Linked DNA regions of Homo sapiens: region 2 is linked to region 1. A link is an interaction called in ENCODE POLR2A ChIA-PET data of the cell type or tissue named here. Cell type or tissue: endothelial cell of umbilical vein. All regions are shown on one strand.

Region 1 (8,000 bases):
ACATTTAAAGAAAAACTAACACCAATCCTACTAAGAACATTTCCACAAGATTGAAGAAGAGGAAACACTTCCTAACTCATTCTTTGAGGCCAATATTACACTAATATCAAAGCCAGACAAAGACACTACAAGAAAACTATAGACCAATATCCCTTATGAATACTGGTGTAAAAATCCTAAACAAAATACCGGCAAACCAAATGCAGCAGCATAAAAAAACACTTAGACACCATGACAAAGTGGGATTTATTCCTAGAATCCAAGGATGGTTCAACAGATGAAAACTAATTAATGCAATATACAACATTAACAGAATGAAGAAAAATCTACATGGTCATCTCAATTCATGCAGAAAGAGCATTTCCCAAAATTCCACACACTTTTCTTTCTTTTTTTTTTTTTTTTGAGATGGAGTTTCACTCTTGTTGCCCAGGCTGGAGAGCAATGGCGCAATCTCGGCTCACTGCAACCTCTGCCTCCCGGGTTCAAGCGATTCTCCTGCCTCAGCCTCCCAAGTACCTGAAATTACAGGCACCTGACACCATGCCTGGCTAATTCCTTTTGTATTTTTAGTAGAGACGGGGTTTCACCTTGTTGGCCAGGCTGGTCTTGAACTCCTGACCTCAGGTGATCCACCCACTTCGCCCTCCCAAAGTGCTGAGATTACAGGCATGAGACACCATGCCCACCCAATTCCATACTCTTTCATAATAAAAACACTTAACTAGGAAGAGAAGGAAACTATCTCAAAATAAGCCATATATGGAAAACCCAGAGCACACATTGCACTCAATGGTAAAAAACTGAAAGCTTTTCCTTTAAGATCAAGAACAAGGCAAGGATGTCTACTTTCACTGCTTTTATTCAACATAGTACTAAGTTCTAGCAAGACCAATTAGGGAGGCAATAAAGAAACAAAAAGCAGCCAGGCGTGGTGGCACACACCTGTAATCCCAGCACTTTGGGAGGCTTAGGCAGGCGGATCACTTGAGGTCAGGAGTTCAAGACCAGCCTGGCCAACATGGCGAAACCCTGGCTCTAATCGCTTGAACCTGGGAGATGGAGGTTGTAGTGAGCCAAGATCGTGCTACTGTACTACAGTCTGGGCGACAGTCGGACTCTGTCTCCAAAAAAAAAAAAAACCAAAAAGCATCTAAATTGGAAAGGAAGAAGTAAAATTATCAAATTATCTCTTCACAGACGACATGATCTTATATGTAGAAAATCCTAAAGATTGCACCAAAAAACTGTTAGAACTAATAAATGAATTCAGCAAGATGTTTTGCAGGATACAAAGTCAATATGCAAAACTGAACTGCATTTCTATACACTAGTGATAAACAATTGGAAAAGGAAATTACAAAAACAATTCCGTTTACAATGGCACCAAAAATAATAAAATCTTTAGGTATTAACCAAGGAAGTAAAAAAACTTGTACAATGAAAACTACAAAACACTGTTGAAAGAAATTAAAGATAGGAATAAGTAGAAACATACCCCAAGCTCGTGGATTGGAAGACTTAATACTGTTAAGATACAATACTAGTCAAAGTGATCTACAGATTCAATGCAATCCCATCAAAATCCCAATGACATTGTTTGAAGAAATAGAAAAACCCATGTTAAAATTCATACAGAATCTCAAGAGACTGAATAGCCAAAATAAGCTTGAAAAAGAGAAACAATAAGGGGATCTCACACTTCCTGATTTCAGAACTTATTACAAAGCTTGAGCAATCCAAAACAGTGTAGTACTAGCAGAAGGGCAAACATATAGACCAATGGAATAAAGTCCAGAAACAAGCCCTCACATACGTGGTCACATGATTTCTGACAAGAGTGTCAAGATCATTCAATGAGGGAAAGGACAAATATAAGCATACTGAAGTATCAACAAGAAGATCCACATAAAAAGAAAGCACTATAAATGGTGCTGGACAAACTGGGTATCTAGATGCAAAAGAGAAAGTTGAACCCTTACTTAACACCACATACAAAAATTAACTCAAAATAGATGAAAGGCCTAAATGTAACACCTAAAATCATAAAACTCCTAGAAAACCTAGATAGGGAAAAAGCTTCATGACACTAGATTTGGCAATGATTTCTTTGGATATGATTCCAAAGGCAAAGGCAACAAAAGAAAAAAATAGACAAATTAGACTTCATGAAAATTTAAAAATTTATCCATCAAAAGACACTATCAATGGAGTAAAAAGATAGCCAGGTGTGGTGGCTCACATCTGCAATCCCAGCACTTTCAGGGACCGAGGTAGGAGGACTGCTTGAGGCCCAGAGTTCAAGTCCAGCCTGGTCAACATAGCAAGACCCTGTCTCTACAAAAAATGTTTAGAATGTTTTCTTTAATTAGCTGGACATGATGGTGCACCTGTAGTCCCAGCTACTGGGGAGGCTGAGGAAGGACGATCACTTGAGCCCAGGAGGTTGAGGCTGCAGTAAGCCAAGACTGTGCTACTGCATTCCAGCCTGGATGACAAAGTGAGACCCTGTCTCAAAAAAAGTACAATCCAAAAAAAAAAAAAAGATGAACCAATGAAAAATGAGAAAACATCAAAAAGAAAATCGAATACAAGACTTAGGTATGATACATTTATATAAGCATATTGAAGTATCAACAAGAAGATCCATATAAATTTATGAACACTGTCCTTATAAAGAAACGAGCTGAAATTCCGTATTTTTCCATGTGTAAATCCAAGAATAGAGACCTAGTGGGAGAAATGATCATGCCTGTACATAAGACCATATATCAGGCTGGGCGCGGTGGCTCACATCTGTAATCTTAGCACTTCGGGGAGGCCAAGGCAGGCAGATCACTTAAGGTTAGGAGTCTGAGACCAGCCTGGCCAACATGGAGAAACCCCGTCTCTACTACAAATACAAAAATTAGCCGGGCAGGGTGGCACATGCCCGAAGTCCCAGCTACTCTGGAGACCGAACCAGGAGAATCGCTTGAACTCAGGAGACGGAGGTTGCAGTGAGCCAAGATCGCATCACTGCACTCCAACCTGGGTGACAGAGACTCTGTCTCAAAAAAAAAAAAAAAAAGAAAAAAAGAAAAAAAAAAAAGACCATATACATCAAAGATAAGAGCAGTATTTGGAGGAATAATGCCAAAATGATAAGCAGAAATACAGGCAGAATCTGGAAAAATGGCTAACATAGCTATTTCATTCATGCCAATCTAAACAACCACTTCTTCCACACTTCTGACTACTTTCCTCACAAAAACAAAGCTCTTGGTCCTGCTAATTGTAGGAAATAACTTTTTGCTATCTTTAAGTAAACCTGTGAAGCATGCCACAAAGGTCTGGACAAGCTAAAGGAAGATATCTCAATTTCTAGAAAAGATTTATCTTCTCACACGCTACCACTGGTTAGCTCCCTTTCCCATAGAGGCTTTTTAAAAAATTTTGGATGAAAACATTCTAGGCCAGGTGCAGTGGCTCTCACCTATAATCCCAACACTTGGGGAAGCTGAGGAGGAAGGATGGCTTGAGCCCAGTTGTTCAAAACTAGTCTGGGCAACACAGTGAGGAGACTGTCTCCACAATAAAAAAATTTTTTTCTTTTTTTTTTTTTTTTTTGAGACAGAGTCTTGCTCTGCTGCCCAGGCCGGAGTGCAGTGGCACAATCTTGGCTCACTGCAACCTCTGCCTCCCAGGTTCAAGTGATTCTCCCGCCTCAGCCTCCCCAGTAGCTGGGATTACAGGCGCCCACCACCACGCCCAGCTAATTTTTGTATTTTTAGTAGAGATGGGGTTTCACTGTGTTGGTCTCGAACTCCTGACCTCATGGTCTGCCCGCCTCAGCCTCCCAAAGTGCTGGGATTACAGGCGTGAGCCACTGTGCCCCGCTGAAACATTTTTTAATTAGCCAGGCATGGTAGTACATACCTGTAATCCCAGCTACTCAGGAGACTGAGACAGGAGGATTGCTTGAGCCCGGGAGGTCAAGGCTACAGGGACTCCTGATCATGCCACTGTGCTCCAGCCTGAGTGACAGAGAGACCCTGTCTCAAAAAAAGATTTTTTAAGTTCTAGAAATCTGCTGTAAGATGTGGCTATACTTAACACTTCTGAACCATACACTTAAAAATGATTAAGACAACAAATTTGATGTTATATGTTTATCACAATAAGAATTCAAAAACAAACAAAAATCCAACACAGGGCCAGGTACAGTGGCTCACACCTGTAATCCCCAGCACTTTGGGAGGCCGAGGTGGGTGGACCAACTTGAGGTCAGGAGTTCGGGACCACCCTGGCCAACATGGTGAAACCCTATCTCTACTAAAAATACAAAAATTAGCCAGGCATGGTGGTGGGCACCTGTAATCCCAGCTACTCGGGAGGCTGAGGCAGGAGAATTGCTTGAACCCAGGAGGCAGAGGTTGCAATGAGCCGAGATGGCGCCACTGCACTCCAGCCTGGGTGACAGAGGAAGACCCCGTCTCAAAAAAAAAAAAAAACCAACATGAAGAACAAACAACAAAAAGAGTAAACCCTGATGTAAACTATGGACTTTAGTTAATAATAATGTTTCAATATTGGCTCATCAATTTTAATAAATGTATCACACTAATGCAAGATAAAAATAGGGGAAATTGGGGGGCGAGATGAAGGCATATGTGGGAACTCTGTACTTTTTGCTCAGTTTTTTCTGTAAACCTAGAACTGCTCCCCCAAAAGTCTATTAATTTAAAAAAATTTTATTTCACACTATATGGCATTTTCCGTTTATAAACATCATTTATCCAGATTCTATCACAATGAATATACATATTTCATATTCCTTGAGGAATACTCAATTACACCCACAATTGCTCACACTATTCTCCAAAACAGTACGAAATAGGTAAAAATTCCCATAATCCTTCCTACTTGAAATCTTTCATCTGTTTCAGTATATGTCATCCCTACGTAGCTATGGTGGAGAGTCAACTGCAAAGAATGGCTACTGACATCTTGTAGCCTTTCTCAACAGGAGTTCCATGAGAGACTTAAGACATTCTTGGGCTTATGCATCTAGAACGGTACTACAGGCTGAGTATCCCTCATCTGAAATGCTTGAGATCATAAGTGTTTTGGACTTTTAGGGTTTTTTTGCATTTTGGAATATATGTAAATACATAATGAGATATCTTAGGAATAGAACATGAAATGTGTATCATTAAATTTATTGTGTTAATCATTTTTAAGTGTATGGTTCAGAAGTGTACAGTCATAAAATTTCACGTCTAAACATGAAATTCATTTATGCTTCATATATACCTTATACATATAGCCTGAAGGTTATTTTATACAACATTTTTTGTAATTTTTGCATGAAACAAAGTTTGCGTACATTGTGCACAAAAGATATATTGCAGCTGAAGGAGGCTGGATTGGTCTCCTTTCCCTTGGGGCCACTGAATAAACTGTGTGTTGTGCGCCTGTGTTATGACTGCAGCCAGTCACATGAGGTTAGGTGTGGCATTTTCCACTTGTAGCATCATGTCAGTGGTCAAAAAGTTTCAGATTTGGGAGCATTTCAGATTTCAAGTTTTTGGATTAAGGATGCTCAATCTGTAGTTATGTACCAATCTGAGGAGAAATGTGAAAATAACCACTGAAATCATTCTCTGCATTCTGTGGTTCAGACATGAAACCCCAGTTGAGAATTAGTATTAGAGATATGAAAAACTAACCAGAACTAAAAGCATTAAAAGTAGCTAATGCTATTAGTCATCACATCCCTATTTTGTGTAGAGAATAGAGGAATTAACAAAACAAAAATAATATATCTATCACTGAGGTAAGAGAGGTAGAGGAGCTACTTAAACTTCATCTTTCAAAATATATTCTTTTTTTTTTTGAGATGGGACCCTTGCCCTGTCGCCCAGGTTGGATTGCAGTGGCATGATCTCGGCTCACTGCAACCTCTGCCTCCTGGATTCAAGCAATTCCCTTGCCTCAGCCTCCCAAGTAGCTGAGACTACAGGCGCCCGCCACCACGTCTGGCTGATTTTTGTATTTTTAGTAGAAACAGGGTTTCACCATGTTGGCCAGGCTGGTCTTGAACTCCTGACCTCAAGTGATCCACCCGCCTCAGCCTTCCAAAGTGCTAGGATTACAGGTGTCAGCCACCGTGCCGGGCCTCAAAATATATTCTTAAGCTGTCTCTGCTAACCCCTACAGATTAGCTCAATCAAATATACCCATAAAAAGAGAATAACCATTAATGTTTTCCTGAGATGCATATAATCACTTACAAGAGGAAATCCTGACAATGGTTATGTGAAAAGGTCCGGATTATTTTTACTAGATCCTAAATGAAGAATAACCCCAAAAAATGAAATATTAAAATAATACTACCTTAAAATTTATTCCTAAATATTAGGGTCTGGAAAAAACTATTTCAGAGCATTCTACCAGCCCCATGAAATGTAACCCTAATCCCTCCTTTTCTTTTCTCCTTACTCCTTTTCTTCCCTTTTTCTTTTTTTTCCCATTCATATCTTAAACCTGCAAAGTCATTCCAAGGCACTTTCAGCCTCACTGATATTTCTCAAGACTAAAGAGAGCTATTAATACACCCTAAAATGTGAGTTTCCCGTTCCATCGTCCATGGTCAGATTTCTAAGTCAGGACACAAAGGAAACACCAAATGCCTTATGTTTATCCTCATCTTTATCCCCAGGCAGAGCTTCTGTCTGGCAAGCCAATGTAGGTGGTAATCTAAATGCCTCGGTTCATCTTTCCCTGGCTTGCAGCTCTCACCCTGGCCTTTGTGTTAACACAAAGCATTCCTAAACACCAAAAGAGAGAAGAGAACAATAATGTGTATAACAATGAAGTACAATGGACTTACAAGTCTTAAATTCAAATTATTAAATGCAGAATTTAAAAAGTATTAAATGCAAACATTTAAATATTAATATTTAAAATATTAAATGTGAATTCCTAGAAATAAACAATTGATAAGTTTTACATCAGGCGCTGTTCTGAGTAGCAAGATGAAACCCTGAACCATGCAACTCCATCCCACCTGGAACATGAATCATCCCTTTACCCAGCATATCCATGCTCTACACACTACACACCCCTTAGAGTCACTTAGGAGCCCTCTGGCTTATCAGATCAACTGTTCAGCATCACAGTGCTTATGTTATTTTACTTAATAAAGGCCCTAAAGCCCAAGAGTAGTGATGCTAGCAATTCAGATTTGTTAAAGAGAAACAGTAAAGCCAGCATCACCCAAAACCTGCCTCCATCCTTCCCTCCCTTCTTTCTTCCTTCCTTACTTCCTGCCTTCTTTCTTCCTTCCTTCCTCTTTCTTACTTACATTGGCAACTTCTATTATGTACCACAATACCAATGTATGAAATTCATTCTCCAAGTTTATCACCCGCCTATGCACACAAACACACACTCTCAAAGTGACAATACCCTGGTAGACTTCATTAGACTTTATTAAAGTGCTTCTTTTAAGTGGAAAGATAAAAGTTTTTGACTTCATAAGAAGAAAAGAATCATATGCCAAGGCTGCTAAGATCTACAATAAAATGAATCTTCTCCCTCTGGAATTGTGAGGAAAGAAAAAGAAAGTCATGGCCAGGCATGGTGGCTCACGCCTGTAATCCCACCACTTTGGGAGGCTGAGGCCGGTGGATCACCTGAGGTCAGGAGTTCAAGACCAGTCTGGCCAACATGGTGAAACCCCGTCTCTACCAAAAATACAAAAATTAGCGGGACATGATGGTGGGCGTCTGTAGTCCCAGCTACTCTGGGGGTTGAGGCAGGAGAACTGCTTGAATCCGGGATGGGGAGGTTGCAGTGGGCCAAGACTGTGCCATTGCACTCCAGCCTGGGTGACAAGAGTGAAACTCCATCTCAAAAAAAAAAAAAAAAAGATCTACAATAAAAATGAGTCTTCTTTCTGTGGAATTGTGAGGAAAGAAAAATTTATGGCCAGGCACAGTGCCTCACACCTGTAA
Region 2 (8,000 bases), 220 kb before region 1:
TGGCTAAACTTATTTTTTGTAGCGATGGGATCTCGCTATGTTGCCTAAGCTGGTCTTGAACTCCTGGCCTCAAGTGATCTTCCCATCTCAGCCTCCCAAGTTGCTGGGATTACAGTTGTGAGCCACTCTACAGGCTTTCCTTTGGCATTTTGACCTAAGATCTTGCAGTGGTAAAAATAACAACGGCTTTTTGTTAAGTATACTTTTTCTTTCTAGATTAAGAAAATAAATCTCAGAGATGTTAAATAATTTTCCAAAGGTGATTTAAGTAGATAATGACAGAACCTCTTTCTAAAAAGCTAGAAAATCAAACATCATTTTCCAGGACTTCTAGGGAAAAGGGGGGACTTGAGAAGCTAGTTGCATTTATTCCCATATTTACTTCACAGACCAGGTCTTGGATATTGGCTTCAAAAATTATAAAAATAATAAAAATAAATGTTTTTTGGAAAAAATTTAAACCACCTAGAAGTGATTGGAGTGAAAACAAAAATCTGGAGAAAGTTAATATATGTCTACAGCACTGCTGTGCATTAGAACTCTCTGCGATGTGGGAAATGTTTTATATTTGTGCTATTCAATACAGTAGCCACTAGCTAGTTTAAATTTAAATGTAGCTAATAGCCACATGTGCCTTGGTGGTATCATACTGTGGACAGGGCAGCTCTAGAGAATAAACCCACCCCTACCTGAGAGTGAGGCCATCTCTTTAACCTAGCCCTAGGGCTTCCTTTGAGTTCAACCTTGGTTTTGTAGGTATAGGCTGGAGATTTATTTTATTTATTTAATTGTACTTTTTGAGACAGGGTCTCACTCTGTCACCCAGGCTGTAGTGCAGTGGTGTGATCATGGCTCACTGCAGTCTTGACTTCCCCGCTTCAAGCGATCCTCTCACTTCAGCCTCCTGAGTAGCTGGGACTATAGGCACACATGTGCTACCATGCCTGGCTAATTTTTAAAATTTTTTGTAGAGACATGGTCTTACTATATTGCCCAGGCTGGTCTCAAACTCCTGGGCTCAAACCATCTTCCTGCCTTAGCCTCCTAAAGTGCTGGGATTACAGGTATGAGCCACCACGCCAGGCCAAGGCTAGAGATTTAAATAACTCAAGTTCAACTTAATAACATAAATAATTCAAGTTAATGAACACCTATTATGTGAGAAGTACTATCCAAGGTCCTATGGGGGGTAGGAAGGTGAAAAGGACTTGCAACTACCCTTAAAAAGCTCAGGGAACCATGTTAAGGAATAAAAAAGCCCAGAAGTGATTCTTATGCTGGGACCAAAAGGGAAGCTCCATAGGCTGGAGCTTTTGAGCAGGCTCTTGAATTCCATTAGCCCAGCTTTCTGGAGGATGATGAACAACAAATACTGGCTGTGGGGTAAGAGAGGGTGGTAATATAGTAAATAAAACAGAGGGGGCAGTACAGTTTTAGTTCAAATCCTGGTTTTGCCATCTACTATTATCTTTTTTTTTTTTTTTTTTTTTTTTTTGAGATAGAGTCTCGCTCTGTCGCCCAGGCTGGAGTGTTGTGGCACGATCTCTGCTCCCTGCTGCCTCCCGGGTTCAAGTGATTCTCTTGCCTCAGCCTCTCGAGTAGCTGGGATTTCAGGCACGCACCACTGTGCCTGGCTAATTTTTGTATTTTTAATAGAGACGGGGTTTCACCATGTTGGCCAGGCTGGTCTTGAGCTCCTGACCTCAGGTGATCCGCCTGCCTCAGCCTCCCAAATACTATTATCTTTGTGACCTTAGGAAATCTACTTAACCTCTCTGAGTCTCAGCTTTCTCATCAGTAAAAAGTGGTCAATAACAATACCTAGGTCAGAAGATTAAATGAGCAGATTAACTTTCTGGCTCATAGTAAGCATTGAAAAAGTGTAAGCATCCGTTGTTATTGTTGTTATTAGTATATCAGCTACCATACCTAAAAAATAATGCCAAGGTCAAACCAGAACCAGATCTCTTGAATGGGCTAAATGACAGAGCAGAGTGGCCACAGACACAACAGACCACTGTGTGGAGCTGGAATGCTATGGAGATGGAATGCAACTGGCTGGAATGTGCCCTGGGTGGTGGAGAGATCAGTACTGCCTTCTTTCTAAAGACACTCAGATACCTGAGTGCTCCGTATCCGCTAAGTAGCAAGTTGAGTCTGACATTTTTGTTTCCATTTTTAAGATGCTTATGGTCATAAATTAATTTAGGCCTATAGGCATATTGGAATTATAAGAAGAAGAAATGGAAAACAGAAGCCAGGGCCAGGGGTTCGATTTCTCAGTATCATCATGCCAAGGGCTGAGGTGCTAATGTGAGAAAGGTGGGTAGCTTGAAGAGGATGGGCTGGTACACAGATGCTGTCCGCAAGGCTCCATTATACACAAGGGCCTCTAAGGGCAGCTAGGCTGTTTCCCCTCCGGGCTCCAGAGGGCCCCACTCACCATCACAGTCAAAGAGTGCAAACACCACATCACACACGTGGTCTGAGAGCTCCACTTTAGCCACTGTCCTGGCCACCTGCTGCATGGTCACTGAAAAAAGAAAGAGGTGCATTAGCACAGCAGAGGGATTTTCATTTTGCTTTCTCTGATTCAGGGGATAAAACGACTCAGTCATAATACAAGTTTTCAACTGCATTTAAGTCACATTTAAGAAAATGATAAGTTAGGCTGGCCACAGTGGCTCATGCCTGTAATTCCAGCACTTTGGGAGGCCGAGGAGGGTGGATCACCTGAGGCCAGAACTTCAAGACCAGCCTGGCCAAGATGGTGAAACCCTGTCTCTACTAAAAATACAAAAAATTAGCCGGTGCCTGTAATCCCAGCTACTTGGGAGGCTGAGGCAGAGAATTGCTTGAACCCGAGAGGCGGAGGTTGCAGTGAGCTGAGATCACGCCACTGCTCTCCAGCCTGGGAGAGTGAGACTCCGTTTCAAAAAAAAAAAGAAAAAATGATAATTGAGTTTTTATTCATAAGCTCCCTCCTTTTCACCTCAAGTTCTGTTCTTTTCTACTGCTGCTACAGTTTAGGAGGTATATATAGTTAATTAAGAATGCCTAGGCTGGCCAGGCGCGGTGGCTCATACCTGTAATCCCAGCACTTTGGGATTCCGAGGCAACATGGCGAAACCCTGTCTCTACAAAAAATACAAAAAATTAGCCCGGCATGGTGGTGTGCACCAGCTACTTGGGAGGCTGAGGTGAGAGGATAGCTTGAGCCCAGGAGGCAGAGGTTTCAATGAGCTGAGATGGCGCCACTGTACTGGAGTAACACTCTATGTAACAGAGTGAGACACTGTCTCAAAAAATAAAAAGTGCCTGATATTCAATTTATAGACAGAAAGTAGATTAGAGGTTATTGTGGGCTGAGGGGAATGGGGAGTTACTGCTTTATGTATACAGAATTTCTGTCTGGGGTGATGGAAAAATTTTGAAAATAGTGATGATGGTTGTACAACATTGTGAATGTAATTAATGTAATTCCACTGACTTGTATATTTAAAAATGGTTATAATGGCACATTTTATGCCATATATATTTTTATATTTATATATATATTTATAGAAATATATAAATGGGTGGTGGGAACAAGGAGGCTTGTCTGTGGTGTGAGTACACTAAGGCTTCACGCCTTGGTGGGTGAATGACAGCTAAGTGCCTGCACAGTGAGCCCTCCCTGCCCAACTCTGTCCCTCCTCCCTACTGGTTTTGCACCAGACTTCTTCCAACTGAGCCCATTGGTATATGCACTGGCCCTTGTCTTAACAGTTCAGGATGCGTATCTTTCTTTTTTTTTTTGAGACAGAGTCTTACTCTGTCCGCCAGACTGGAGTGCAGTGGCACGATCTCGGCTCACTGCAACCACTGCCTTCCGGGTTCAAACAATTCTCCTGCTTCAGCCTCCCAAGTAGCTGGGACTACTGGTGCCTGCCATCACGCCTGGCTAATTTTTATATTTTTAGTAGAGATGGGGTTTCACCATGTTGGCCAGGGTGGTCTTGAACTCCTGACCTCAGGTGATCTGCCCACCTCGGCCTCTCAAAGTGCTGGGATTACAGGGGTGAGCCACCACACTCAGCGGGCCCGGCCAATAGTTCAGGATGCATATCTTTCTTTTAAAAAATATATATTTTTAGACCTCAGCAAAAAATCACTTTTCTCTTGCCGTTTTCTCTTTCCCAGACATTCACCGTCAAACACTAGCAATTATGTTAGAATTGGGTTCTCATGAAAGACAAGACAGGAAGGACGAGGCAATTTCCACTGCCTTCTCTCTCATTTATCCTCAAACCTGGTCTAGCTACACCTATAAATCATGTTATTGCTTCTGGACACATTCTTAAGTGAGGTAAAATATGAGGGAAAGAAAAGGATTAATTTCCATTTATGCTGGTAATGAAGAGCTCTCTATAATCATCACATTAGATTCATCCAGAAGCCAAGTGAACTTAAACTAGAACCACTGTGCCTTGTTTATCGCATTCCTATAATTTCAGTTCCTATTATCAGCCCATCTTGTCATTTTTTGCATTTGATCTTTCACTTTGCCTCTATCACCTCCATATATTTACCCGATACGGTTTAGATTTGTGCCCCCACCCAAATCTCATGTCAAATTGTAATTCCCAGGCCAGGCGTGGTGGCTTACACCTGTAATCCCAGCACTTTGGGAGGCCAAGGCTGATGGATCACCTGAGGTCAGGAGTTCGAGACCAGCCTGGCCAACATGGTGAAACCCTGTCTCTACTAAAATAAATACAAAAATTAGCTGGGCGTGGTGGTGCGCACCTATAGTCCAAGCTACTCAGGAGGCTGAGACATGAGAATCACTTGAACCTGGGAGGCGGAGGTTGCAGTGAGCCAAGACTGTGCCACTGCACTCCAGCCTCGGTTACAGAGCGGGACTCTGTCTCACAAAAGCAAAACAAAAACAAAAAAACCCTGAAAATCCAAAAACAAATGGTAATCCCCAGTGTTGGAGGAGGGGCCTGGTAGGAGGTTACTGGATCATGGGGGCAGATTTCCCCCTTGCTGTTCTCATGATAGTAAGCGAGTTCTCATGAGATCTGGTTAAGTGTGTGGCACCTCCCACCTCTCTCTCTTCCTCCTGCTCTGGCCATGTGAGACGTGCCTCCTTCCTCTTCGCCTTTCACCAGGATTGTAAGTTTCCTGAGGCCTCCTCAGCCATGCTTCCTTTACAGCCTGTGGAACTGTGAGCCAATTAAGCCTCTTTTCTTTATAAATTACCCAGTCTCAGGTAGTTCTTTATAGCAATGCAAGAATTAATTAATACATCACCACAGTGCCCCCAACATCAGCAGATGCAAACACTGGAGCAATGCAGAGGAGCAAGGTAATGCGGTAGAAAACAAGGCTTGGAGTAACGGGACCTGGGCTCCAGTTCTGGCCCCACCACCAACGTGCTGTGTGACCCGGATGGAGTCACTTGATCTCTTTAGATTTAATTTTCTCATGTTCAAGTGGAGGGATGCCACCAGACAACTGCTGAGGCGGCTTACTAGCACAAAGAAGGGTTTATTGGTGTCATCTAGAATCTGAGGGTGAGGTTGGGGTGGAAATATCCCATCTTTTCTCCCAGGATCTGAGTTAGGGTGAAGAGGAAATTAACATTCTTTGGTACTAAAAGACTGAAGTATAAGATATTGTGGTGGATATTCATGAGATGTGTGTTGGGAAATCTACAAGACTATAGCGCTCTAGAGTTTAGAAATTTAGCCTCACAAATCTAGATACTTGATTTGGCTCAGGAAAAACTTATTCCTGCTAACTAAACTGTCCACAGAAGGAACAGAAATCAGGCCAATTTGCAATAAGAATAGTAACTGTTAAGAGAACTACAATGATGACAGCTGGTCATTATACTTCTCAGTAGGAAAGCTACTAAGGAAACCCCATTCACCTCAGAAGATTAACCTCAAAAGATTACTCAGTGAAAACAGAATGAGATCAGAAGGAACTGGAAGCGCTTAAACTGTGATTGCCTACAGCTTTACTCTTTGCTGCCACAGAAATGTGTCCTGAGAAGGGGATCGGAACCTGTTCTGTATTAGATAAACATGAACACTTTCTGTTAACCATTCCTTTTTCTGCATTTCACATCAACCTTAAGCTTCTGACTTCCTTTTCTCTTTCCCAGTTCTTCCATTCTCTCAGGGCACAGCCTTCTGCAATTGTCTTGATATTTCAAGTACTCATCTTCTCCCCATGAAGATGGTGCCCTTTCCTGTAAATAAACCATTAATTAAATAATACTCAAGGATGTCAGTGAGAGCTCTTGACAATTTCTAATGAGAGGCTCATTAAATTGGTATTAAGTGGTTGTAGAATAGGGACTTCTGGAGGCCTCCAGCAAGAATGCCTCATTACAGATGCCATCTCTTCACAGAAAGTTATAGATTATGTTCCATCTCACATGGAGAGGGCTCTGGTGTCCTTCCTACCATAGGAGGAAGAACTAGGGCTGCTAAGTTATTGTAGCCCAAACCACTGGGATGTTAGCCAGCAAACAGCCTAGCTGGGGTCCCCTTTCCTGGTACAAGATCCTCATTATAGGCCCCTGGGGTATGAATCAGAGTCGTGCAGGAAGCCAACATTTAATAGCTGGTGAGCTGTCAAACTAGGAGCACCTGGGATGAGTGGGATGACGGCAGATTACAAGCCAAGTGCTTGACAGCTGGTCCTGAGAGTTGGTTCATTCATATTTGCTTCCAATATCTCTGAATCCAGTCATAATCACAGCAAGCAGAACAAGTTTTCCTCCCAGATCTCAACTTTTTTATGCAGACCAGTTGTTGGTACTGGAATTCTGGCCTCCCTATTTGATGATGCTGACTGATGGTTGGGATTCCAGCTCCCAATCTGAAAGATGTCTACAGGGAGCATGAAGGCACCCCAGCGAAGGCCTAGCTTTCTAAATACTACGTATTTTTGTACAAATCTGGCCCAGCTGCCTGAACAAAGGGTTTAAGTGCGATTGGGTGATTCCTATTAGATTGGGATGGGAGAGAATTTGTAGAAGTGGGCTCAACTAGTACTCAAAAATCTGGCACCATCTGGCTTTTTGCAAAGTCCAGGCAGAATCCGAGTTGTGTCAGGTCCCCAATTTACTCTCCAGCATGATTCATGACTGGCTGTTTCAACAGTAAAAAGAAACCCTGAGTTTGTGTGATATAATATCAGAAACTACATACATAAATCTATTCACCACAATAGTTAAACAGAAGAGCTCTGAAGTGATGAGAGCCCAAATGTCCACTTGGAATCAGAGAATCTTAGAACTGGAAGATACCTCAGAGGAAATGTGACGTTAAATAATTTGCCCAGGGTCACAATGCTAGATGGTAACAGAGCTGGGTCTCGAATTTTGGCTGGTGCCCTTTCCCTATACACACTGGGTCCACATGATCCCTTCCATATATGGACAATATCAATTCCTCCATGACATGAATCTGTCACCCTGAGGAGAAAGGGTTTAGATTAAAGAAAAGTCACATGGGAAATACTCAAGTCCTTTTGGTGAGGGATGAATGAATAATTGAATAACTGGGAGTTGTGAGGCACCAGCATTAATTATAGGTTGGCCGTGGATCTGACTACCCCCTACAGTGGAAGACACTGAGTATTCCCTAGGAACTCATACCGACAATTTTAGGGACAACTTAAAAAGTGTATTCAACAGCAATCCAACGAAAAGCACATGTAACGAATGTGGCCCTGGGAGTTTTTCTCCACAGCTGCCTCTGATGCACAGATACAGCTTTAGGCAGCATGACCCAGTTAGGAGCTACCTGCCTCTTCCTAATGCAAAAGTGTTTGGAAAGGTGGTATGACAAGTTGGGCTGACAGTCTCTAAGCTGTGTGGCCATGTACTATTCCTGCCTTACCGGACTGCAGTGGAGAAAATCAAAAGCTGACTGGTGATGGCCAAGGTTAAGTGAGGGGAGATGGTTCTGCTTCAGCCCTGGAAAGGCTGATGCAGA

Evidence for each region. Peaks named below come from ENCODE experiments on the same cell type or tissue, not always from the same donor. Only the 100,000 strongest peaks of a DNase experiment are listed, where the experiment ranks them.
Region 2: POLR2A ChIA-PET joins it to region 1 with 10 read pairs; 2 of 35 experiments call an interaction of 5 or more read pairs at or near these places.

The regions. Positions count from the first base shown.
Region 1 is chr10:72,592,395-72,600,394 of GRCh38, forward strand. The region is part of intron 1 of MICU1 (mitochondrial calcium uptake 1); the gene reads right to left. Among named protein-coding and RNA genes, the nearest start is that of MICU1, 30 kb to the right of the region's middle. In endothelial cell of umbilical vein, no CTCF peak of the experiment used is centred here; a DNase peak (open chromatin) is centred at 3,237.
Region 2 is chr10:72,373,340-72,381,339 of GRCh38, forward strand. It overlaps MICU1 (mitochondrial calcium uptake 1), which reads right to left. Exons shown (of 12, transcript NM_001195518.2): 11 at 2,444-2,533. Among named protein-coding and RNA genes, the nearest start is that of DNAJB12, 22 kb to the left of the region's middle. In endothelial cell of umbilical vein, no CTCF peak of the experiment used is centred here; no DNase peak of the experiment used is centred here.